2 separate regions of the Homo sapiens genome follow, and region 1 is linked to region 2. The links are chromatin loops, found by intact Hi-C in ENCODE. Cell type or tissue: OCI-LY7. All regions are shown on one strand. Each heading gives the region's core, and the rest is flanking DNA. Links, peaks and the distances in the headings are about the cores only. Region 1 overlaps PTEN (phosphatase and tensin homolog). Region 2 holds the start of LOC105378416 (a long non-coding RNA gene).

Region 1 (12,276 bases), core at 3,580-6,079, 140 kb after region 2:
ACTTTGGGAGGCTGGGGTGGGCGGATCACCTGAGGTCAGGAGTTCAACAGCAGCCTGACCAACATGGTGAAACCCTGTCTCTACTAAAAATGCAAAAATTAGCCGGGCATGGTGGTGCATGCCTGTAATCCCAAGTACTCAGGAGGCTTGAGGCAGGAGAATCACCTGAACCCGGGAAGCAGAGGTTGCAGTGAGCCGAACTCGTGACATTGCACTCCTGACTGGGCAACAGGAGCGAAATTCCCTCTTGGGGAAAAAAAAAAAAAACCAAGAAAGGAAATATTTTTTTCCTCTAAAATGAGAGGGAGGCAGGTCAAGGGAGGTAGAGAGTTGGTTGATAATAGAGAAAAGAAGGACAGGATGTTGAAGCAGTCCAGGCAGCATGATAGCCTTAATTTTCTCTATTCAGTAGAAGGCAAAGGAAGTTTCTGAGAATAAAAGAGGTGCGAGGGTTGGACCAAGCAGCGCAAAGAAAGTCTGTGGAAGCTGGATCCAGTGGCTCACGCCTGTAATTCCAACACTTTGGGAGGGCGAGGCAGATGGATCGCCTGAGCTCAGGAGTTCAAGACCATCCAGGGCAACACGGTGAAACCCCGTCTCTACTAAAAATTAAAAAAAAATTTACTGGGTGTGGTGGCACACACTTCGAGTCCCAGGTGTTTGGGAGGCTGATGCAGGAGAATCACTTAAGGCCCAGAGGCAACGCTTGCAGTGAGTCGAGATCACGCCACTGCACTCCAGCTTGGGCTACGAAATGAGACTCTGTCTCAAAAATAAATAAATAAATAAATAAGAAAGAAAGTCTGTGGAATGGAAGAGAACTGTAGTAGGATGTCAACTAGTGTTAGATTACAAAAGCAAACACTACTCACCATTTGGACCTAAGTTTTAGAATCCTGGCAGTCAGCTAGCAGGTGTATTGGATAAGCATGTCCCCTTTTCATGCTGCCAGATGTTCAGGGTCATGTTTGGATGGGAAAGGCAAAAGTAAAGAGAAGGCACCTTGTATCACTTTGCCCCTAACAGGTCCTTATTGAATATGAAGTCTCCAAATCTCCACAAATTGTTCTTCTACCATAAGATCAAGTTGCTAAGGGTGTCCAGGCAGTGTACAAATTTGCTTTAATCACAAGCACTGTGGAATTCCTTCAAAAACATGCTGTACAGGTGGTGACAGAAGGAAGTGAGAACATGTTTAACAACCTGTTTACAGGCAAGATAAGAGTTTCTTGTTGTGTGTAGTTTTGTCTTGCAAGATTAATTTATGCAATAGCATTGCCAAATGTTTAGGAGCAAGCCATGTTTCTAGGGAAATATACTATACTGTATTCAAAACTGTACATGCAAACCCCACATTTACAGATGAAGAAACTGAGGCACAGAGGGAGTAAGTAAGGTCATAGAGCTAGTAAACAGTGGCACCAAGAATTAAACCAGCGGCCAGACCTGGTCCAAAGCCTGAACCCTAAACTTCATCCATTTTACCTGAAATACATAAATATATTTTGTACACTCATTCATTTATTCAGTAATACATACTGATCAGCTCTCTGTTTGAAAGAGGAAGGGAAGACAGAAAGACCTCTTTGTCCTCCTCCTCCTTCCCCTATGACAAATCTGGGTGCTGCTGGAGCCCAAGCATTCATCTGAGCACAGATTGAGAACACAAATTTAGATCAAATGCACACCAAATGGAGTCTTCTGTGAGGTCCTCTTGTCAGAACTATGACCCAGTCTCTGCTTGTGTACCTCAAAATGCAAAATGAAAAGTAAAATTAGGTTCCTCTTCAAGTTATTATTATTTTGTTGGAAACTCTATTAGCTAGAATTACCCTGTCCAGTAGAAATATAATATGAGCCATATATGTAATTTTAAGTGTTCCATTAGCCATATATATCTTAAAAAGTAAAAGAAATCAGGTGAAATGTTTTTAAAATATATTAATTTAGACTGGGAGGTGGCTCATACCTGTAATCCCAGCACTCTGGGAGGCTAAGGAAGGTGGACCACTTGAGCTCAGCAGTTCGAGACCAGCCTGGGCAACATGGTGAAACCCTATCTCTACCAAAAATGCAGAAAATTAGCCATGTATGGTGGTGCACAACTGTGGTCCCAGCTACCTGAGAGGCTGAGGTGGGAGGATGGCTTGAGCCTGGGTGGTGGAGGTTATAGTGAGCCAAGATCACACCACCACACCCCAGCCTGGGCGACAGAGTGAAACCCCATCTAAAAAAAAAAAAAATTTATATATATAATTTAACTCACTATATCAAAAATATTATCAATATGTAATCAATGTAAAAAATTGACAAGATATTTTGCCTTCTACTTTTTATACTAAGTTTTCAAAATCTGATGTGTAATTTATACTTACAGCAAATCTCACTTTGAACCAGTCACATTTCAAGTGCTCCATAGAGACATGTAGCTTAGTGACTGAAGTCACTATACGACAGTGCAGAACTAGAATATTACTCATTGTGAGGCAAACTTGGTCTCTCCAAAGTTCTACTCATAAGTTCCAGTATATGTTCCTGGGAGTGAAAGAGTACAACTCCATCTTTTTCTGGGGCTTTAGAGATTATCTTATCCAGCATTTTCAATATTGCAGATATAGAGCATAGGTCTCGAAGTGAAGTAACTTACTCCAGGTCATTCATTAAGTTGATGGTAAAGCCAGGATGAGCAACCAGATGTTCTAATTTCCTGTGCTATGCTCTTTCCACAAGCCAATGCTACCTTCTCTCACAAGGCAGACTTCACATATTTTATAACACTTGAAAATACCATTAGACTTCTGTTCTGTTTTAGTTTTCCTCGTGTGTGCCTCTCAGACCTGCCCTTTGCCCAACACATTTTGCATACTGCAAGTACTTTATAAATGGTTTTTATTCAAATGAGATTTGTGCAGTTTATATAAGCAATATGCTATACAGTTATTATTCAACTGTTTTATACAGTTATGCAAATATTTTTGTATGTACATCACGTAAAGCACTGTGACAGGTGATCATAAAGAAAAAATGAAATTTGAGAAGGCTTTGAAATGACCTACCTAGCCCTCATTGACATCTGGTAATCACCGAATTATCTTCTAATGTTCTTAAACTAACTGCTACTGAATATATTAAAGTCTTTTTCTGGGAATCAGTGTTAAACATACTGGCCTTCATTACCCAGAATCCATCCTTCTGGAGAGTTATGGCAATCTTTTCTCATGTCTTTGTCTCTGAACTCTCTCCCATTTTTCTTAATTTATCAGGAATTACTGCTGGTAATTCTGAGACCTCATTTTCAAATTCCTTCAGCACTCTGAAAAGGAATGTGTTTGGGCATGTTAGGGAAATGTTCTCTTACTTGCGTCTCTCCAACCAAACCTCTAACACCAGTGATCCTCAAAGTGTGGCCCATGACCCCTGTGGGTTATAAGTGATAAAATTCAAGCTTTTAAGCCAAAATTAGTATTTTTAAAATCTTATACCTGCTACCATGAACTTGACAGCTTCCGAATATGTAAAGACTATCCTGGTGAGCTCGGTGGTGATATTTTTAAAATGTGACTTTTTTTGCACTGTATAATGAAGTATGTCTGCTGGGGGTGGTGGCTCATGCCTGTAATCCCAGCACTTCGGGAGGCCGAGGTGGGTGGATCACCTGTCAGGAGTTTGAGACCAGCGTGATCAATATGGTGAAACCTCATCTCTACTAAAAACTACAAAAATTAGGTGGACATGGTGGCACACACCTGTAATCCCAGCTACTCGGGAGGCTGAGGCAGGAGAATCACTTGAACCCGGGAGGCGGAGGTTGCAGTGAACCGAGATTGCACCACTGCTCCAGCCTGGTGACAGAGCAAGACTCAGTCTCAAAAAAAAAAAAAAAAAAAAATTCAGAAAAATGAAAAAAACAAAACACCACCTCATCACTAACATTTTTGTTTTAGAATACATGGTTATTTTCGCTACAATGTTATTTATATTATCATGTGATTAGCTTGTTTTTTTAATAATCAGATGATGTCTCAGTTTTCATTTCTTATGTAGTAAATATCAATAACAAAAGCCCTTTGAGATCCTCAGTAAGTTTTAAGAGTGTAAAGGAATCCTGAGACCAAAAGCTTCAGAACACTGCTTACACCAGTGTTCTGTCCATTTCGGTTTGAAAATGAAAGACCTTCTTGTTAAGTTTTTATAGGAAGTAACATATATAACACAGTAGTAAATGGCCCAGGCTTGGCAATCAAATTGACCTACATTTAAATCCTGACTTTGCCATTTACTAGATCTGCTATATTCAACAAGTTATTGAACCTTTCTGTACCATAGCTCCTTGTGTATGAGATGGATATAATTGTACTTCCTATATTATGGGAATTAAATGGCAAAACTTGTTAAACTATTAAACCCAGAATTATCACCATTACAAAAATTTATACTACCTTTTACAAGTAATATGGTTCTAATATAACAATGGGAGGCATTCTAAAGTCTTGAAATTCTCTTTCTGAATCAGGAAGTCATTTCTCCAAACATAATACCAGCTCAGTTTTCCTCCAAACTCATCTTAATGTTTTCTCATACCAGATTCCTAGGCACTAGCAGCATTAAATATCACATTTTTTTTTCTGCTGTAATATTGAAAAGCATGCATTGTGCCTACATGATAGGTCAATTTTTGTATGACATCTCTGTAATAACGTCACATTTGGAAACAGTGCTGTTGCAAAGGCTGAATCGGAAGGGTTAGGCTGAATCAAAGTGTTAATATGAGCAGGTGAGCGAAGCAATTACCATGTACTGTCTCTAAGGATGAGTGTGTCAGTGATCTAGTGATGACTTTGCTAAATTTTAAATTGCTTTTTACTGCAGGTATACACTTAATGGACCCAACCAGAAAACTCTGTCAATGCATACATCACCTTGGGCTGTTTTGACGTATTAAGACTGTGTAACACTGTAACAGCAAATTCTCATAATCACCATGTTTGGACCTGTGATAATGCTAATTCCTTTACTTAATGTAATTGACAAACAACAGGAACTTCTTCAAATGTATCTGTGGGAGCCACATAGATACACTTGGATTAGTATTTTATTCAGGCTCCCTGAGGCTTATTACAATCAGATATATTTCACTTTTCGAAGCTTCATCCACCTTTAAGACTCTAAAGCCATGATTAGAATTGGATATTTATAAAGTTATCTTCAAGTTTGCTGACTCTTCTGTCATTTCCATTCTTCTATTGCCCATCTAGTATGTTATTTCAGATATTGTACCTTTCAGTTGTAAAATTTCCACATGGTTCCTTTTATAATTTCTGTGTCCTTGCTGAGAACTTCTGCCTTTCCATTCATTCCAAGTGTGTTTATCTTTATCTCATGAAACATAATTACAATAGCTGTTTTTACATCTGATAATTCCAACATCTGGGTTATTTTGTGGTTACCATCTCTTGATTGACTTTTTCCCTGGGAATTTGTCACATTTTTCCGGTTCTTCCTAGTTAAGTAATGTTGGATACTGTGTTGCATAGACTCTGGGTCCTGTTAAAATTTTCTGAAAATGTTTGATTGATGATTGATTGATCAATTGATTCAGGCAATCCACTCGATTAGGCTCAGGCTGCAAGTTTTGTCTCATCATTTATGAGTGATAATTCCAATCTGTTTCATTTTCAAAGCCTTTGCTATGCTTCTTTGGTCTGTCCTGTGCATGCAAGCTCAGGAGTGAGCCCAGGACTTGTAGAAGTTCAAACTGAGAATTAGAGGATTCCCTTTTCCAGCTCTCTTGTCTTCAGGATTTCCCCAACCCTCCCCCCACCCTCATACTCCATGGCCACTGGCCCACAGGAGACTCTTTTTCTGGTTCCTCTGGCCAAAAAGCTTGATTTATCTCAGTGTGAGCTGCTCAAGTCACCGTGGTTGTGCAGCTCCACAAGTGGGGCCCACCCTTGGGGCGAAGCTGTTAAGACAATAGAAGAAAAGAAACATCCCTAATATAGGTTGCTTTTCCAAGTTTTGACTCTCTTTCATCATCTGCCTTCTTCCAAATATTTAAAGACTATTCTTGTCAGCTCTAAAAAAGTGTTGTGATATTTTTTTAAATGTGATTTGTTTTTCTGCATTGCATAATGAAATGTGTCAACACTGGAAAATCTACAAAACTCAGTGAACCTGTATTTTCCAAATGACTCATCGATGATGTCACAAAATCAGGCCGGGGTAAAAGATCTATTCAAAGAATAAGATAAACTAATGAGTTTGAATAAAACAGTGTAGAAAAAGTTTATTGATGGTTGTCATCAGTAGGGGACAGAATTTAGTGGTTTTATTCCACCTTGGCTGAAACCAGAAGTTCTCCTGCCTACTTCTCCAAAATTTATCTTACATCAATCTCCCATCACTTACTCTGCTCTAGCCTTTCTCTTCTTACGCTTTCCTAAGTGACCAAGTTTGTTCCTACATCAAGCCATCACACTTGCTCAACTCTCTGTATAAAATCTGTTTTCCCACTCTAAAATGTAAAATCTATGGCCTTTTCTCACTTCTCCACTATTGTATTCCAACTTGACACAGCAGGCATGCAACAAATACTTGTTAGGTGGCCGGTTGGCCTATTTAACTGAGAACCAATCACTTTAAACAGTCTGGGCATTCTAGTTCAAGCAAAAATAAGGCACAAGTTTATTTAATGGATTTTATACCAAACTAGCAAATCAAAGAACTGTAATTCTGGGTTTTGATATAAAAATATATACCAACATCTTATCATCTTACCTGTCAAGAATGTTGCAAGATACATAATTTTCTCATTTGTAGCTTGAACAATTGTTAAATATTTATCTTCTTTGCTGTTCATTTTGCAGGATTTATGCCTTGTGTTAGCTTGCTTTTCTTGTGTCAGTAAACAAAAAAAAAATTTGTCATGACTCCATTACCTGTGAGTTGTTTTAGACTTGTTTTCAAGAGATGAGGTCTCACCCCGTCGCCCAGGCTGGAGTGCAAGGCACAGATCATGGCTCACTGTAGCCTCAACCTCCCAGGCTCAAACAATCCTCCCAGCTCGGTCTCCCAAGTATCTGGGACTATATGCATGCACCACCATGCCTGGATAATTTTTTAACTTTTTTGTAGAGACAAGGTCTTGCTATGTTCCTCAGGCTAGTCTTGAACTCCTGGGCTCAAGCAATCCTCCTGTCTCAGCCTCCCAAAGTGCTGTGATTACAGGTGTGAGACACCAAACCTGGCCAGACTTTTTTGTTTGCTTTGTAAACTTGATTCTGTTTAAGAGGTAGTATGCATAATATGGTAGAAATAAGACTGCTGTGGGTTCAAATCCACTTCTCTATTTACTAGTTGTGAGAGACACCTGGATGATTTAAGTTCCCTTTCAGTCTTTGTGCATAAAATGAGATAAAATCATTGAAGGATGGGTCAAGCCTGTGAACTGACTACTGCAGCATGACACACACTGTGGGCTCAGAACAATGCTATTCTCTTCCCATCCCCTGTAGCAGCCCCCAGTAGTCAGAGTTAATTTGGGCTCTTACCATGCTTTTCCTTCTGTTTTCTTTTCTCTCCTTACTTCAGCTTCCTCTCTTGCTGTGCGCCTTCACTTTGGTCTTTAGGTAGGTGAGCTGACTTATCACAGAATTCCTATGAATTGTCAATGTCTTCAAGTTTTCTGAGGTAGAATTGTGTTTAATTTTCTAGAGAAAGATTTGAGTTGCTTAAAGCTTCAAGTGTCTCCTAGCCAAGTAAATCATGTTCAAAGTGATATTTTTGTTTTAACCCTATTGGATTTTTACAGCAACAATGGCTCAGTCTTCTCCAAGGACAGCTAAACACATTGAATAGTTCTGCTGAGTCTAACAGAAGGGAAAATTTACCTTATGCCTACTCTTTTACCAAACACTAAAAGGTATTTTCCCTTTCAAGCATTTATTTAATATACAGTACTAATAATCCTAAAAGACATATGTATTATTCTTATGAATTATGACTATACACAGTAAATGAAGTATTAGCTAATTAATTAAACAACCACTGTACTTCCATTGTTAAAGATAACCATGTAAAATATTGGGCTTTCCTGTTAATGATATCTCTGCAGAAATACCGAATAACACTTAAGAAGTTTGGTAATTTTCGTATGCATTTGTGAAATTTACATATATTTCTCTTCCTTATAGGTAATAAGGACTGGAAAATGAGATCTCAAGGACATGATTATAATTGAAAAGAGAAGTATAAACATGACTATAATTCACTAATAGTTCTTCCACATATCACGATCTGTTCTAATGTCAGTTAATTGGGCTACTTTAGCTCTCTAGGTTTTATTACTGAGAGAATATTAGCTTACTAGAGATTATTTTTACAGGTTATATTTTTGCTAAATTTCACAATATTTACAGGTCACATTTAACTGTTTATATTATTAGATAGGAGCATATAACTATTTTCATTCTCAGGTATTTCAGATTAATAAACCCTACAGTAAAAGCATGGCTTATTTCCTTGAAAATTAAGTTTGAAGCCTACTTACCAATGTTTAAAGGAGCAGCTCACAATACTATTGGAATGTACTTTCAAATTCCAATGAGGTTGGGTCAGGAAACATTCTAAGTAAATTCTAACTCTTAAGCCAAAATCAAGGGACATATACAATACTTTTTTCTAAATTTACATGACAATTTTTCTCACACTGGGAAACACATTCACCTGCCTTAAATCCTTTCTAAAGCAAAGTAAAATGTTAAAGAAAAAAAGAGTCTCATTAAATTCAGAATGAAAACAAAATGCAGTTGCTCAGGAAAATGTCTTTAAAGTTGCTTAAATCTATTTTAAAATTAAGCATTAGAGGAGGAAAAGTTAAGAGTCAACATTTTCTTTTAAAGTGTCATGCCTAATTTTATGTGGCTGCCCTGATAGGAAACTGATCACTAGCAAAAGGTTAATAATGCCCTTATACAGTTGCAAATTTCTATAGTATCAAATATTCAATTATACTATTTTCCTTTGATCACAAAGTTAAGCTTCTTGAACTTTGAGGTGAGACGAGGTAAGAGGTGAGGGGAAAATAGAAAATACTTTTTGTGAAAAAATATTTCTTTTACTAGATATTGGTACTTTTCCAGAGATTTTTGCTTATGGGTTAAGAATGAAAACACAACACTAGGCCATAAATTTCATCCCTTCTGTTTGTCAAGTAACTCAAAATTTGTAACTGTTTCCCATCAATAAATCATAAATGATATTTCCTTTCAGCTTTACAGAAATGTTTTAAGGCCATAACAGAACTTTAATGTCTTCTGAAAAGAGGTAAGTATTGTCAAAATGCACAAAGAGTATAATTTAAATTTAAAAACTCAACTTGGAGAATGAAAAGGAACAGACTGTTTGTATAGAGTTTGCCAAACCAATTTAGAAAACAAAATGGTTTTAGAACATTGCGACTATTTTGGGTGGTATTCCTAAAAATTCTCCCTAGATATGCCAACAATCATCTTAAAAACTCAGAACTAATGTACAGAGTTGTATAAAGTGAGAATAAAATTGTATAGAGGGTTCTGAGTGCATCTCGCTGGTTGAAAGAATGAAGGAAAATCCCAATGCCACTGTTAGTCAGCAGTCTTCAAATCTTACCTTCCCAGTGAGGCCTGTTCTGGACTACACCATTCAACACTGAAATCTCTCCACCCAGCAATCCTGAGCTCCCTTACCTTTCATTTCTGCTATAGCACGCATTACCTTACATATAGTATGTTGACTATTTTCCCTTGCTAGAATGTAAGCTCCATGAAGGCAAGGTCCTGCTGTTCACCCACTTGTATCCCAAGCATCTAGAACAGTGTCTGACACATATCTGGTGCTCAGTAACTATTGAATAACTTGCAATTTAGAGTTTATTGCATCATGTCATTTAAAGATGCCATATTTCATTTTGCTTCATTCTTAACTCCCTTTTGTAGCTCAAGAAACCCTTCCCTGATCTTTCCAAAGCACTGTTTTAGTCAGGATATAACTTACACTGTGATAAAAAATTGTCCCAAAGTATCAGTCTAAATGGTTTATTTCTTATTTATGCTAATATCTAACAAGTTTAGCGTGGCAGAAGGAACAATTTGAGGGAGTTCTGCTCCAGTATCACTCAAGACCCAGGCTGACAAAGCTGCACCATCTAGAACATGCAAAATCCTTAATCACAGCAGTAGGGGAAGAGAGAAACTGGATGGTAAATTTTTTTCATTGCCTTTACAGAAAGTGGAGTGTCACACTACTTTCTGTATTACATTAGAATAAACTAGTTACATAGGCCTCATTCAACTGCAAGGTGATGGAAATTTTGGGGAGCATAATGTTTGATAACCATTATCACATGCACCTCACTTTCCACAGCATGTATCACAATTTATAATTGTTAATGTAAATTCTGTTTCCTCTACTGGAGTGTAAACTCTTCAAGGGCAGGGATAGAGGGTGTGTTTTGATCACTAATGTATTCCAAACCCATATATACAGCAGGGACTTGGTATTTGTTGAATAAAAAGTTTAAAACCGAATAGTCAAAATAATTAACCTTTTTAATTTTTTAAAGGAAAAATACTCTCCATAGGAAGGCATTTCTATTTTTTGTCCATCAGTAGCCAAATGGAACTTGATATAAACACTTCCAGTATGCCAACTTTGGTTTAATGCACAACTTTGAAAATAACTCATTAAAACACACATCAAGATGCTACTAACAAATTCATTAATATCCAAGATTCATTACTGTATGTCAAAGGTCATCCAGGATTAACATTTTCATTACAATGAACTGTGAAATTCCAATGAAAAATGTTTGCCTGAATTAAATTATTTAATCTCTCAAATTGGAAGTCTAGCACTCTTGAAAATCAAATTCACACACACACAGACACACACACACACACTTACAAACTGCACATTAGGACATGAGGGCAATTTAATGGAAAAAGAAAATAGAAACTGAAAGGGCATTTGTAAAATGTAGGATATCATTTGGACAACTGGATAGAGTAGGCAGAAAATCCTAAAGGTGTACATAAAAAAATAGCCAGTAAATGATAGGCTACAGAAAACCACACTGAAACATTTGATGAATTTCACTGCAGTAAACAGACTTGGCAAACTGAAACACTAGAACCATGACTACAAGCCTCACTTCATTCCACACAAATAAAATCTCTAACCATTATAAGCACAGATGAGAATCCTCATGCAACAGAGGAAATATAAATTATTTTTAATTTTAAAAAATAAAAAATATAAATTCTTGTTAAACACTTGATTTAAAAATATGCAGCTTTATTTTTAAATGTAGTTATGCTCAAAGATGGCAGTTTACTTATATGTAAAAATGTTTTAAAAATATCAATATATTGGTTTATAAGTTCTATACTGCCCTCAGCTAAATATTTTTCACCAAAATTCTCAAATAACTATCAAAAAGAGTTGCATGTTTTTATAAGCCCACTATAATTACTAAACGCGGTAATTTTCAGAGCTAAAGGTGAATCATTAATGAAATATTTTTTGATGTGATAAAAGTCACATGAGCATTTGAATTTAAAGACAACTGATAAGCCAACAGCAGCCTTTTTTTGGCAGGTGTTAAATTAATTTGCTCTAAATTGAGCAACTGTTTGGGAACTACAAAAACTGAAAAGTTCAAACTATAAGGAAGTAGAAAGGTGATGAAGTTTACTAATACAGTGTTTCACACATTCTATTTAACACAATTCCAAATGCAAATGTTTAAGATGATTTTTGAAGAGAAACATCTACAATGTTAAGCTTGTCTATGCTAAACAAATGTAACTTTAATTTACATGTATCATCCTAATGTCAACAATATTTAGACATTCATGATTAAGCCACTGAATTCGAAAGGATTCTCAATAACTACATGTAATCTGCATCTGTGGCATTAGAAAGTAATCAAATCACTGTCCGTTTTCTGATGCAATGGAACATCCTACAAATTCATGACAGATATACTAAGCTAAAAAGCTTTGAGATCAGGTACAGTATAAATTTCATTTTTAAAGAATATACATGGATATACAGAAGAAAACATGATTGTATAGTCACTAACATATTAACGATGGCTATGTCTCCAGGTGATAGGATTATGAGTGATTATTTTATTGTTGTTGTGATGGGGAAGTAGTCTCAAAATACCTAGCTTAACAACCAGAGTACTACCACCAAAGCAAACTATTTTGTCCTTTCCTGTCTTCACATTACAAA
Region 2 (12,276 bases), core at 6,224-8,723:
TCTAGACCTTCATTTCCTCATCAACAAATTGGGGATAATCCTACCCATCTGGCAGAGTTGTTTCAAGATTCAGGGAGCTACTGAATGGGGAAAGTGCTTGCAAACTATAATGTGATACGCAAGCATAATTTAATGTAATCATCTCCAAGCTATCCCCGAGCCTCTGAAAATGCTGGACAGTTGCCATTTATATGACTTTCTTCCAAATATGGACTGTCCAGGCAGTCGAGTAATAACTAAAAGCATCCTAAGAGTCTAATGATACAAAGCATCAAAACAAGTCAGAAATGTAGAAGCCCCGACTCAAAAGGGTCTGAGATGTACAGCAGAGGCGTGTTCACAAAGGAGCTGCCTCGCTGATTGCACTTAATAGCTTAGCATCCTTCAAATAGGTTATATATATATATTTAAAGCCCAGAAATTGATATTCAGCAGCACAGCTTCCTTTCAGGCCTAGAGTCTATAATAGTTTTGTCCCTTGAAATCATAGCTCAAGAGATAAACCAGTCTGGGCCTCTGAGATGCACAATGGCAGCCATGCTTGGCTAGCCAGATGCGTTCGAGTTTTGCTGATGGAGGATCTGACCACTTGGCTCGGATCATGGAATTTTTCAACCTTCTGGTCCCAGCTCTTGGCTAACTATTATGCCCTCGGAAGGCCCTTCCAGCCTGGTCCTTCTCCAAGGGTAAGTGAGCTGATTACTTACATACAACTCCTCTCTTGGACTCTGAGGCTTGGAGGGTGTTGAGCATTTTATCTTGAATCTCTTACTTTATGAAATCCTCTAGGATATATAAAACAGGAAAATGGAAAGGGAGAATGAGTGTTGAAGAAAAATGAAAGAAAGGAGGAGAAAACAAATGTTCTCCCTGACTCTGCTTCACCTCTTCAGGTGAAGGAGGAGGAAGGGTGCTGTCAAAGTTGCACCAGAGCCAGTTCTGAGAGGGAAGCACTTTGGGGAAGTAGCAGCCTGCACAGCTCAGGGGAGCTGCTGACTCCTGGAGGAGGTGGCCCCTGCCAACGCAGACCCAGCCTTAGCTGGACACAGAAAGGGCAGGATCTTTGGCTCCTGTGGTATCAGAAAGAGGTGACAGACACATGCCTGGAGCAGATTAACCTCAGGCAAAATGGAGAGAGAGGCAGAGCTGAAGTGGGATTACAGACCTCCTCTGCTCTGGTCTTTACCTCAGTTTCCTCTTAGCTGTGGGAAAAAAAAAAACAACCCTCGTGTGTAATTTGAACATTTCTATTCATTGGGTGGTGACTAAGGCTCAGCAGCCCTGAGCCTCTTCCAGCCTCAATTGCTGTCTCTCCTCAAGTTCTCTTTCCCTCCCCACCTGCCTCGCGATGCACAGGTTCCTTCCTTTCTCCTTTCTTTCCTCAGTCCTCTTGCTGCTGTCTCCACTTTCTCCTGCCTCAGACTCTTTCATTCAAACCCTTCTTTCCTGTTCACCCTCCTTCCTGCTCCCCCTCCTTCCTGTTCCCCTCTCCTTCTTGTTCCCCCTCCTTCCTGTTTTCCCCTCCTTCCTGCTCCCCCGCCTTCCTGCTTCCCTTTCCTTCTTGTTCCCCCTCCTTCTGCTCCCCCTCGTTCCTGCTTCCCCCTCGTTCCTGCTTCCCTCCTCGCTCCTGCTTCCCCCCTCGTTCCTGCTTCCCCCTCGTTCCTGCTTCCCCCCTCCTTCCTGCTTCCCCCATCCTTCCTGCTTCCCCCTCCTTCCCGCTTCCCCCCTCCTTCCCGCTTCCCCCCTCCTTCCTGCTTCCCCCTCCTTCCTCGCTCCTGTCCCCTTCTCTCTCAGTTCCCCTCCTCCTCTGTCCTTTTGCTGTCCTAGTCTACCTTTCCTGTTCTTGTCCTACCGCTTCAAGATGCCCTGGTGGGGACTTTCTGATTTCTCTGTTTCTGGCTTCTAGAACTTTGAAGGTAATTAAAATCATATTCGTATATGTATCTGTCAAAAGTCCCCAATATTGGTGGGGAAAGAATTAGGCAGGGGAAATGGTGATTCATGTTTAAATAAGTAAAATAAGTATAATAAAACCACTTTATAGTAAATTTTCTAAGATTGCAGACTACTTTTTATATTTCTTGTGGTTTCCATAGAGCCTAGCATTGTGCCTAACACATAAAAAATGCTCAATAAGTATTTGTTGAATGAGTGCCTCAACCAATGAATGTATGAATATGGAAACAAAATGTGGTTTATTTCATTTAAGCACATATAGCCACAGTGTCAATTGAGCCAGAAAGCAGGGATGTATGTCTTTAAAGAATCTTGGAAATCCTTGATGGAATGTACCTATTCACTTATAATTAGCATAAGTATTATTAAAATGTTGCCCTCTTCAATGGGCTAACATTTTCCTTGTTTACATTACTAATTTTCTTGGCAAGCCTTCTTTCACAAATACAGGTCAATCCCAGCTACAAGTTCTGTACACAAAGCCGCTGACTCTGCTGGTGTCCCGTGTTGACACTGGATTACTTTACCCATCTCCTCTGCACCTAACTGGTTCATCTGCAGGATTCATCTAACTCATCCTTTCACAAATGTTTCTCTTATGCTTCTTTGTGCTAATCTTTATGCTGAGTACTTCACATATATCATCTCATTTAATTCATACAACCTCTGAGGAAGGCATATTATTATCCTTACTTTTCAGATGAGGAGCCTGAAGCTAAAATTGATCAAGTATCTTCACCAGTTTTCCCAGTTTGCCTACCACAAAAGTAGTTCCTGGCATGCAGGCCTTGTGGTTTTCAAACGAGGACGGTCCCAGGCAAGCTGTCCCAGTTTGACTGGGACCGGGGAATTTCCCAAGACATGGGACTTTCAGTGCTAAAGCTGGGAATGCCCTAATGCACACTGGAAGAGTTGCTCACCCTACTCTAGTCATGTGCCCAGGGCCATTAGAGTCAGGATTCAAAACTATGTCATCTGATTTCAAGGATCTACTTTTAAATAGCCTGCCCTGCCCAGCCGACCACTAGTCCTACATTTCTAGCTGCTTCAGAGACATCCCACAGTTACCTCACACCCCAAATACCACCCTCTAAAACATCTCTCTTCCCTTTAAGCAAACTGTGCTACTCTGTTAAGTAACATCTAAAGGTATCCTTATAATCACTTCCAAATTTCTCAAATCCTTCCCTCCTTTGCTTTTCCCTTTACTAGCACCCTGGTCCAGGTCTTCAGCGCCTGAATTCCCACAACCAAATTGTTTCTCTGCCTCCAAGTGTCCACCCTGCACATCATCCTCAGATTTATTCCTTAAGAGGGTAGACATGAAAGAGAATTCACAGTCCAGCCTTGTATCTGACATGTTAAAAAGCTAAGGCAAAGAGAATTCAATAGCGCCTCCAAAGCTGCATCAGGGCAGAGCCCAGTATAGCACCCACATCATCCTCACCCACAGGCCCGTGTACTTTCCAAAGCACCTACCCTTGCCTCTCCTGTGTTTCCCTTTGGCCACAGAGCAAGTCCAAATTCTGCATCTGAAAACATTTCAGCCTCCTGGTCCTACCTACAATTCTACCAAGTACCCTCTCTGCTCTGCTAAGTTTGTCTGGCCTTTGCAGCTGCAAACCTCTGGACCACCTCTGCATCTTCTCTTCTGTTTTTGCCCACCTACTTTCCCTCCATCACTGAGGAGGTTTTTAGTGAGCACCTATTATGGACAAAGCCTCTCTCTAGTGAAAACACAGAAGAAGACACAGTCCCCAAAACAAACAGCTTTCACTCTGGCTCAGGTTTCACTTCCTCATGACCCCTCCCCCAACCCCTTTCCTCATAACTTTCCAGAATACACATTTTCGGTACCAAGACTTTTGGCATTTAAGCTATTGAATCCAATTTTTTATCTGTTCCATGTAGGTGGGTCTCAATTTCTTAATAAGACTGTCAGGTCTTGGATATAGTGATACTGGAGAGCCTTTCTTCCTGCTCCCCACAAGACATCTGACCTTGTGATGGGTGTATAATCACTGCTTGACAATTTCTTGTTGAGCTGAATTAAATTGGTCACAACAGATTCTCTACTACAAACCATCCTATGCAACATTTTTTTTCTCTGATTCCAGTGTACATAGCAGTCATTCTGCCAAAGAAAAACTTGACTGCATATTCTTTTCATTGCAGTCTAGAAGGGCAAGAGCTGACATCAAATTGACCCACTTACATTTCTTTTTCCACTACTAGGGAGGAACCCACCTCCTTCCGTGCTCTTCCTCCTCCCCCAGACATCTCAAAGAACCTAATCACCATCTTCTGAATCCTCCCTGTCACCTTCCGCCCCCTCAGCCAAATGCACATACCACCTCAAATACTGAACCGCAACTCAGATTTTTAAAGTTCAAGAATGAAGAAGAAGAACCAATTGACTCATTTTTCCTTGATTCAAAGTGCTGTGGGTTTTCTAAAGCAGCCCCGACACCCCTTATGTGGGCCTATTTCTGCAGCCAGGGCAGACCAAGGGGCTCCTACTTCCCTAGCCAGATTGAACAATGAACCATAAATTACACAGCCTTGATGTGTGACCTTGGGCAAATAAGTCGCTTCACTGCTCTGGGCTTAGGATTCCTCAGCTACAAAGGGAGGCGCTTCTCTGTGGGCTGTCTGAGGACCCCTCCACTGGCACATTCTATGACTCTGATTTCTTTCTCACTCCTAGATTCCCTCCACAGAGCAACCTGCTCCAAGAACAACTCCAGGCCCAGTAAATCTTCCCTTGCCAACACAGCTCTACCGCTGCCAGTGCAAAAGGTGGAAAGATGATTTCTTTTCTTTGTTTTGTTTTGTTTTTAATAAGTTTCATGCTGAGAAAAGCTCATGAAAACTGCTAGTTCACCCAGGATGGAAAGACACCCCCAGTAGAAGGGCAAACAGAGCTCAGGGGCTCTTAGTTGCCCTATGGAGGCAAAGTGACTCTAAAAGCTTTGTCAGTTTGATTTCAGTGGCTCATAGGATTCTTTGAGCCATTTGCCCTCTCAAAATAGACAGTAAGTAGACAATGAGTAGGTCCTCAGAAAAGCCACTCCTAGTTTTGGTATTTTGTGGATTCTTTATTTGGATGACACACAGGGCATCAGTTCCTATTGGCCTTTTCTTGAATAACTTGCTTACAAAGGAGAAGGAAATGCTGCTTAAACCACAATTGCCTTCCATGGAGAGCAGCTCTTCATAAATAAGAAACCCTTTGAATCTGCTGCGTACCTTGATGAGTTTGGATATGCAAAATGGACCCAGAGCAAGATGTGGAAAGAAAGGCAGGGAAGAGTTGAATTGCTCCGCATAACTAAAAAGAAAAATTGGAATTTGTCAGGAGAACCCAGGAAGGATGAGGATGAGAAAAAAGAGAGAAGGCTGGAGAGAAGAACCAGCAATTTGAATGAGGCTGAGGCTCTATGTGGGGTGCAATGGCCAGTGAAAAATCTCAGGGATGGGAAGGCAGAACTTGGATGACTATTTTCATATGTGGCTGTGTGCTGTTGCAATAAGACCGTCTCCATCCTCCTCTTAAGTCTACTCTAAAATCTTCTCTGCAAACTTTCATGAATAAGTGGGGATTTTTGTTTGTGTTGGTGAACTCAGGGAAGAGGCTCAATTTCAGGTATGAGTCAACATGGATTAGAACAACAGAAAGCATAGAGCCACAAATTTAAAAAGCAGGAGTTAGAAGCCAGGAGTGATTACAAGACAGTAATCCCCAAGGAATTTGGAGAAATTGTGAGATGCTCACAGTGTATTGAGTTGGTGGTTCAAGCTTATGTTTTCTAAATACCAAATGGGAAAGAAATTTGGAATTTGTTGGAAGAATCCAGGAAGGATGAGGATGAGAAAAAGAGAGAATAATGAAGAGAAGAACCAGCAATTTGGATGAGGCTGGGGCTCTATGTGGGGTGCAATGGCCATGCACATGTGTGTGAATGCACACACACACACACACGAGTGGAAAAAAAAATCTTGAAGAAAAGGCCGAGGGAGAATATTTGACCAGCCCAGGTACAGGGGAAACCTCACTAAAAATGAGCTGCTGCTCCCTGGAATCTGAGGGCTCTTCTCTAAAGATAGAGCAGATAGAGCCTTGGGCAGATAGAGCCTTGGTTCCTGGCTAGGCAACGAAAAGGCAGCATCAAGAGAAGAGGCAGCTGCTGGCTGCAAAGGAGTGTGGATATGCAGGCCAAGCGCTGTCCACAGTGAAGGAAGTTAACCAGGAGATTGTGATCAGATGAGGTATGAATTTCTCTTGATGGTTCTGTGTTTTATATAGAATATTTGGAAATGTCTAAAAATCATAGCACCTCAAAGTTGGAAGACAGCTTCCCCCCTATAAACAGTCACTGTTAAAGCTATTAAAGAGTGTGAATGTACATTAGGAAAAACTGAACCAAGAAAGAGACCCGGGAGGGTTTGATGGTGGGAAGAACCAAATTCCTGCCAACCAGAATAGAATCCCAGAGAAAAATGGATGCTAGCCAGAGAAATAGCCCCTTCCATAGATTGTTATCTAGGGAGAAACAGAGGGAATGAGGAGGAGTCCAGCACAGCCTCAGACAGACATATCTGGGCTCTAAAGCACCTCCCTTTCTATGTTTTATGTCTTTAGTTTCATTCATTTTTTCGCATATATTTACTGAACATTCAGTACAAGCCAGGTACTTTTCTTGATGTTAGGGAGACAGAGATAAAATAATCAGATAAGGCTTTGTTCTCTTGCATTTAACACAGGCAATAAACAAGAGGGAAGAACATGAATGAATAGGATTTAGATGCCACTAAGTATCCTATGAGTAAAATAAAGCCGACACTTGTCACGAACAGTGACTTGGGACAGGGCCTGCTTTAGGAAGAGTGGTCAAGGAAGGCCTCTCTGAGGAAGGCTCCTCTGAGTTGCAATAGAAGCAATGAGAAGGAATCAGCCTTAAGAAGACGTTGGAGAAAGGCATCCTGAGCAGAGGGGAGGAAATGCAAAGGCCCTAGGAGGGCAGGGGGCAGGCAGGTGGGGTGGAGCTGGAGAAGCGCATCTGGAGTAGAGGCTGAGAACAAAGCCCAGGGGCAGGTCCTGCAGGTCCCTGAAAGCCATGATGAAGCCAATCAAAGTGGGCAGCCATCTGGTGCACCGTGGCGGAGAGGAGTTTCCTTCCTGCACTGGAGGAGGCCACTTCTCCGAGAAGAGATGCATGGAGTGAGCTCTGCACCCACACAGGAGACTCCAGGAGTGGTGCTTACAGCGAAGAGCCACCAGATGGCTCCATGAAGAGATGGCCCACTTTGCTTTCTCCTGCCATTGCTGACGCTTTTCCTGTTGTAAGGTAGAAGCACTTTTTCCCATTGAACGAAAGCTTCTTCAACAATCAGCCACTTTCCTTTCCTTTTTTTTTTTTCAAACAAAATGAACCAATAGCAGCCAGTAAGTACAACAGGGCAGGCCAAATAGAAACCATCTTTGCCATCCTGACAGCTAAAATAAACAACTCCTCCTAACCAGGGGGCTTCCTCTGGGCTCCATTCCTAAGCTCCCCTTTTCTCAAAGTGCTGTGCTCAGTCCAACAGGCTGGATCACCCTCCTTTCCAGAAAGTCAATCCTAGGAAAAAGGAATGCCTAGCCCAGGCCACAGGCCAAACTTTAACTCTCCAAGTAGATTACCCAGGAAGTAATAACATCTGAGCACTTAAACAACTCACTGTGACAGTGTGCATGAGAACATGGGGCTGGGAGAGCAAGAGGAGCTTCAGAATAAAAAGGCAGACAGGATGGTGGCTACTTTCACAAAGGTTTTCTTGCAATAGTATGTATTAGTAAATCAAGTCAAGAATCGCTCCAGACTGTCCAACGCCCACCAGCCCTGGAAACTGTTGTTTGGTGTGAAAGAAGGAGCTTCAGAGAGCAGCACACAGCTGGCATCAAGAAGCAAAGGTCTGCAGGACTTGTCAGTGAGTCTAATGAACTCATCAAGGAGCCACAGGGCCCAAGGCTTTTCAGGACACTCTGAAGAGTCAACAGGGAAAAAAAATAGCCCATCTTTAAGGAGCCTGCAATCAAATGTTGGTCATGAGAACTCTTGCCCAATGGAATTTTTTCCTTCTTTTTCATCTGTTGGAATTAGTCTCTCCCTCCCCTGAGCTCCCACAGTACTTGGTCCATATTGTAGTTATACCCAGACCTGTGTCCCTCAGTAGATGGAGAGCTCCCTGAGCCCAGGCCTACCTGTCATCCACATTTGTGTCCTCTCACCCACTCAGGACCTCCCATAGAGCCTGGTGCCTGGCTGGCCCTTCACAAATGCTCATTGAACTAAATTTTGATGTGGAAACAGGAAGCCCAACCACAGGGCCCAGGGGAGAGTCTGTGAAGTGAGTGAAGCGTTGAGTTACATTGGATCTGAAAAGTACTCTTCTTAGCACTGACAAGGCCTAGCACATGGTCAGCCCTTAATAATGGTGTTTTGTTGTCTTTTTTTCCTCCTATGAGGTAGGATTTAAGAAGCTTAAAAAAATTTTTTTTGAAGTTCTCTTTTCCCTCAAATCCCTCCCCTCTCCCTGACATTATGCCTATAATCTCTAAATGAGTCAAACTAGTGAGATAGGGCAGTGAAGGGACCTATGTTAAATGAAATCTGGGACGGCAACTTGTGTGGATATTATTATCCCCTTATGGAAAATGAGGAAAACGAAGCTCAGAGAGGCTAAGTAACTTGGCTACTGTCACACAGTTTGCAAGTTGCTAAGCCAGGATTTAATTCTAAACCTGACTTCACGATAGTCCTGCTGCCGCTGCGTTAGGCCAACCTTGCATGGTGGCATGGAACCAGAGCAGAGCTTCCTAAAGTGGGCGTCTGTAGGGGGATCATGGATTCTCTCCAAAATGCACATCTCAAGGTTTCACCCTTACCTACTTAAGTCAGAAGAAAGATCTGGGAGAGAGAATTGCATGTTTCTTTTCTTTTCTTTCTTTCTTTTTTCTTTTTTTTTTTGTTTTGAGACAGAATCTCACTCTGTCGCTCAGGCTGGAGTGTGGTGACGTGATCTCGGCTCACTGCAGCCTCCGCATCCCAGGTTCAAGCAGTTCTCATGCCTCAGCCTCCCAAGTAGCTGGGACTATAGACATGCACCACCACGCCTGACTGATTTTTTTATATTTGTAGTAGAGATGGGGTTTCACCATGTTGACCAGACTGGTCTCGAACTCCTGAGCTCAAGAGATCAACCCGCCCCGGACTCCCAAAGTGCTTTGATTACAGTTGTGAGCCACCACACCCAGCCAGGATTGCATTTTGATAAGCTCCCCAGGTGGATTCTTATCCCCATGTTTGAGAACCACTGATCGTGGGACAAGAATTAAAAGTCTTTGGCTCCTTTCTCCTATAAGAATGGCCATAATCAAAAAATAGAAAAATAATAGATGTTGGCATGGATGTGGTGAACAGGGAACACACCTACACTGCTGGTGGGAAGGTAAACTAGTACAATGACTATAGAAAACAGTGTGGAGATGCCTTAAAAAACTGAAAGTAGAACTACCATTTGATCTAGCAATCCCACTACTGGGTATCTACCCAGTGGAAAAGACGTCATTATACAAAAAAGACACTTGCACACGCATGTTTATGGCAACACAATTCACAATTGCAAAAACATGAAACAAATCCAAATGCCCTTCAATCCATGAGTGGATAAAGAAACTGTGGTGTGAGTAGTATGATGGAATACTACTCATCCATAAAAAAGAATGAATTAACGGCATTCGCAGGACCTGGATGAGATTGGAGACTATTATTCTAAGTGAAGTCACTCAGGAATGGAAGACCAAACATCGTTATGTTCTCACTCATAAGTGGGAGCTAAGCTATGAAGATGCAAAGGCGTGAGAATGACACAATGGACTTTGGGGACTCTCGTGGGAAAGGGTGGGAAGGGGGTGAGGGATAAAAGACTATAAATTGTGTGCAGTGTATACTGCTCGGGTGATGGATGCACCAAAATCTCATAAATCACCACTAAAGAACTTACTCATGTAACCAAACAGCACTTGTTCCCCAATAACCTATGGAAATAAAAAAATTTTTTTTTAAATATCTTGCTGTGGAAGTGGCCAGTAGTGAACTCCAGTGGATCCTCCTCCAAGAGTCAAGAGAACAATTTTAGGAAGCTGTGCTCCGGGTCAGAAGGACAAACACTCCCTTCACCTTTGGACATCAAAACTAAAACTTAGTCTTTACATCAAGGGTAACACTATGGCCAGTCAGTAAAGCATGAGGTTCAAGGCTGCAGTTCTGCTTTTTTCAGCCTCTGCGTCTTTTTTCAGTCTTGTTGTGACTAGAACTTAGAGACCTTTCTATAAGAAAGGGCAATGATAAATGAATGAATATATATATGGTGGGGAAGGAGAGAATGATACTGTTAAATATATGTAACAAATATTTAATATATGATATACAGTGTGTGTATTTAACAATATTGTTTTCAATGCTCTGTTCTCCAACTCTCCCTGACACAGGTACACACACACACACTTAAAGGATATATATGTCATGATTTACTTCTTTTTGACAATTCCCATTGGGGCAAATTAAAGGTGAAGAAGTAACCCTGAAACTTGAAGCTATATGATGACTTTTCTATCTGCCTGACCAAAAAGTAAATAAATAAACCAAGAAAGTCCCTTGGTTAGTTGCTTTCCATGATGAGTAGGAAGAGAGGGCTGCTGTGCTAGTCCATCATCTTCTCATGAAAGGTCACTGGTGTCGTTTCTCCAGTAACTTCTGGAAAGATGAGCAAGCATACCAGAGAGGTCCTCTAAACACAGCACACAAACCTTCACTTTTGGAGGAAGGTTCGTCTTTCCCCTGCTTTGCTGGCAGTACATGGTGTTTCAGCAAGACTGCCACCCCAAAAAGGCTTGTATGGTGAGTTTAAGAACCATGACGGGCTAAATCTTCCTATGGCACTGCTCTGATTATGTATCTCACCAGCCATGACCCCTTTAAAGGGCTCCCAGTTGCCTACTTATTTGGTTAAAATCCACTAGCAAGTTAGACCCTTCTCACCTCTAACTGCTCCTTTGGAAAACATTCCAGGATTCCCTCACACCAAGTAGCCTCCCCCATAACATGTTCCTATGGCACTCTCAACTTCCCACCCTTCACACCCTCATGATTTCTTAAGTATTTGTTTAATGTCACCAGAGCTAGACTGCTCAACCCTGTGTTGGTGGGGACCAGGTCTTTTTGTTCACATATCCAGAACAGTGGCTGACACTGAGTAAGTCCTCAAATATTTGTGACTCACCCAGTGACTGACCAACTTACTTACTATTCTGGTCCTAACTTAACCTTTTCAGCTTCCTCTCCTGATTCTCCCATACATACACCTATGTTCCATCCAAATCTACCATTCCCTAACAACTGTCTTTACTTTTCCTCCTCTGTAACTGTTCATGCTCTTCCTTCTTCTTGGATAATGGACATTATTTTCATCCCAAATAAGGACAACCAAAAACTGAGAAGACAGAAGAAATTTTTTATTGATGTATAATTTCACATACCATAAAATCCACCTGTAGTTTTTAGTATATTCACAAGTTTGAGCAGCCATCACCATTATCTAATTCCAGAATATTTTCATCACCCCAAAAAGAAGCTCTGTACCCATTAGCTATTGTTCCCAACTCCTCTCCTCCCCCAGCTCCTGACAACCACTAATCTACTTTTTGTCTCTATGGATTTACCTATTCTAGATATTTAATTTAAATGGGATTATATAATATGTTGCCATTTATGTCTGGCTTTTTTCACTTAGCATGATATTTTCAAGGCTCACCCATGTTGTAGCATGTATCAGTACTTCATTCCTCTTTATGGCTAAATAATATTCCATATGTGTTGATATGCCACATTTTATTTATTCATTCATCAATTAGTGGACATTTAGGTTGTTTCTATTTCTGGTTATTATGAATGATGCTGCTATAAATATTTGCATATAATTATTTGTGTAAACATGTGTTTTCAATTATCTTGGTTATATACCTAAAAACAAAATTTCTGGGTCATAGGTAACTCTATATTTAACTTTTTGAAAAACTGCCAAATTGTTTTTCTAAAGTAGCTGTACCATTTTTACCTCTCTACCTGCAATGTAAGAGGATTTCAGTTTCTCTACATCCTTGCCAACACATGATATTATCTGATGATGATGATGATCATGATGACAATTGCCATTCTAGTGAATGTGAAGTAGTATCTCATTGTGGTTTTCATTTGTATTTTTCTGATGGCTAATGAT

The links. Peaks named below come from ENCODE experiments on the same cell type or tissue, not always from the same donor. Only the 100,000 strongest peaks of a DNase experiment are listed, where the experiment ranks them.
Region 1: it touches region 2 in a loop (2.5-fold over the local background); 5 of 110 quality-filtered maps call a loop at or near these places.

What each region holds. Positions count from the first base shown.
Region 1 is chr10:87,970,220-87,982,495 of GRCh38, reverse strand. It overlaps PTEN (phosphatase and tensin homolog), which reads right to left. Exons shown (of 9, transcript NM_000314.8): 9 at 10,566-12,276. Among named protein-coding and RNA genes, the nearest start is that of PTEN, 110 kb to the right of the region's middle. In OCI-LY7, for the core only: no CTCF peak of the experiment used is centred there; no DNase peak of the experiment used is centred there.
Region 2 is chr10:88,109,493-88,121,768 of GRCh38, reverse strand. It overlaps LOC105378416 (a long non-coding RNA gene), which reads right to left and starts at 1,456. Exons shown (of 3, transcript XR_946178.3): 1 at 1,339-1,456; 2 at 708-785. RefSeq lists an enhancer at 6,915-7,254. In OCI-LY7, for the core only: CTCF peaks have their summits at 7,053 (motif pointing left) and 7,255 (motif pointing right); DNase peaks (open chromatin) are centred at 7,228, 7,918 and 8,328; H3K4me3 peaks cover 2,031 bases; H3K27ac peaks cover 2,500 bases.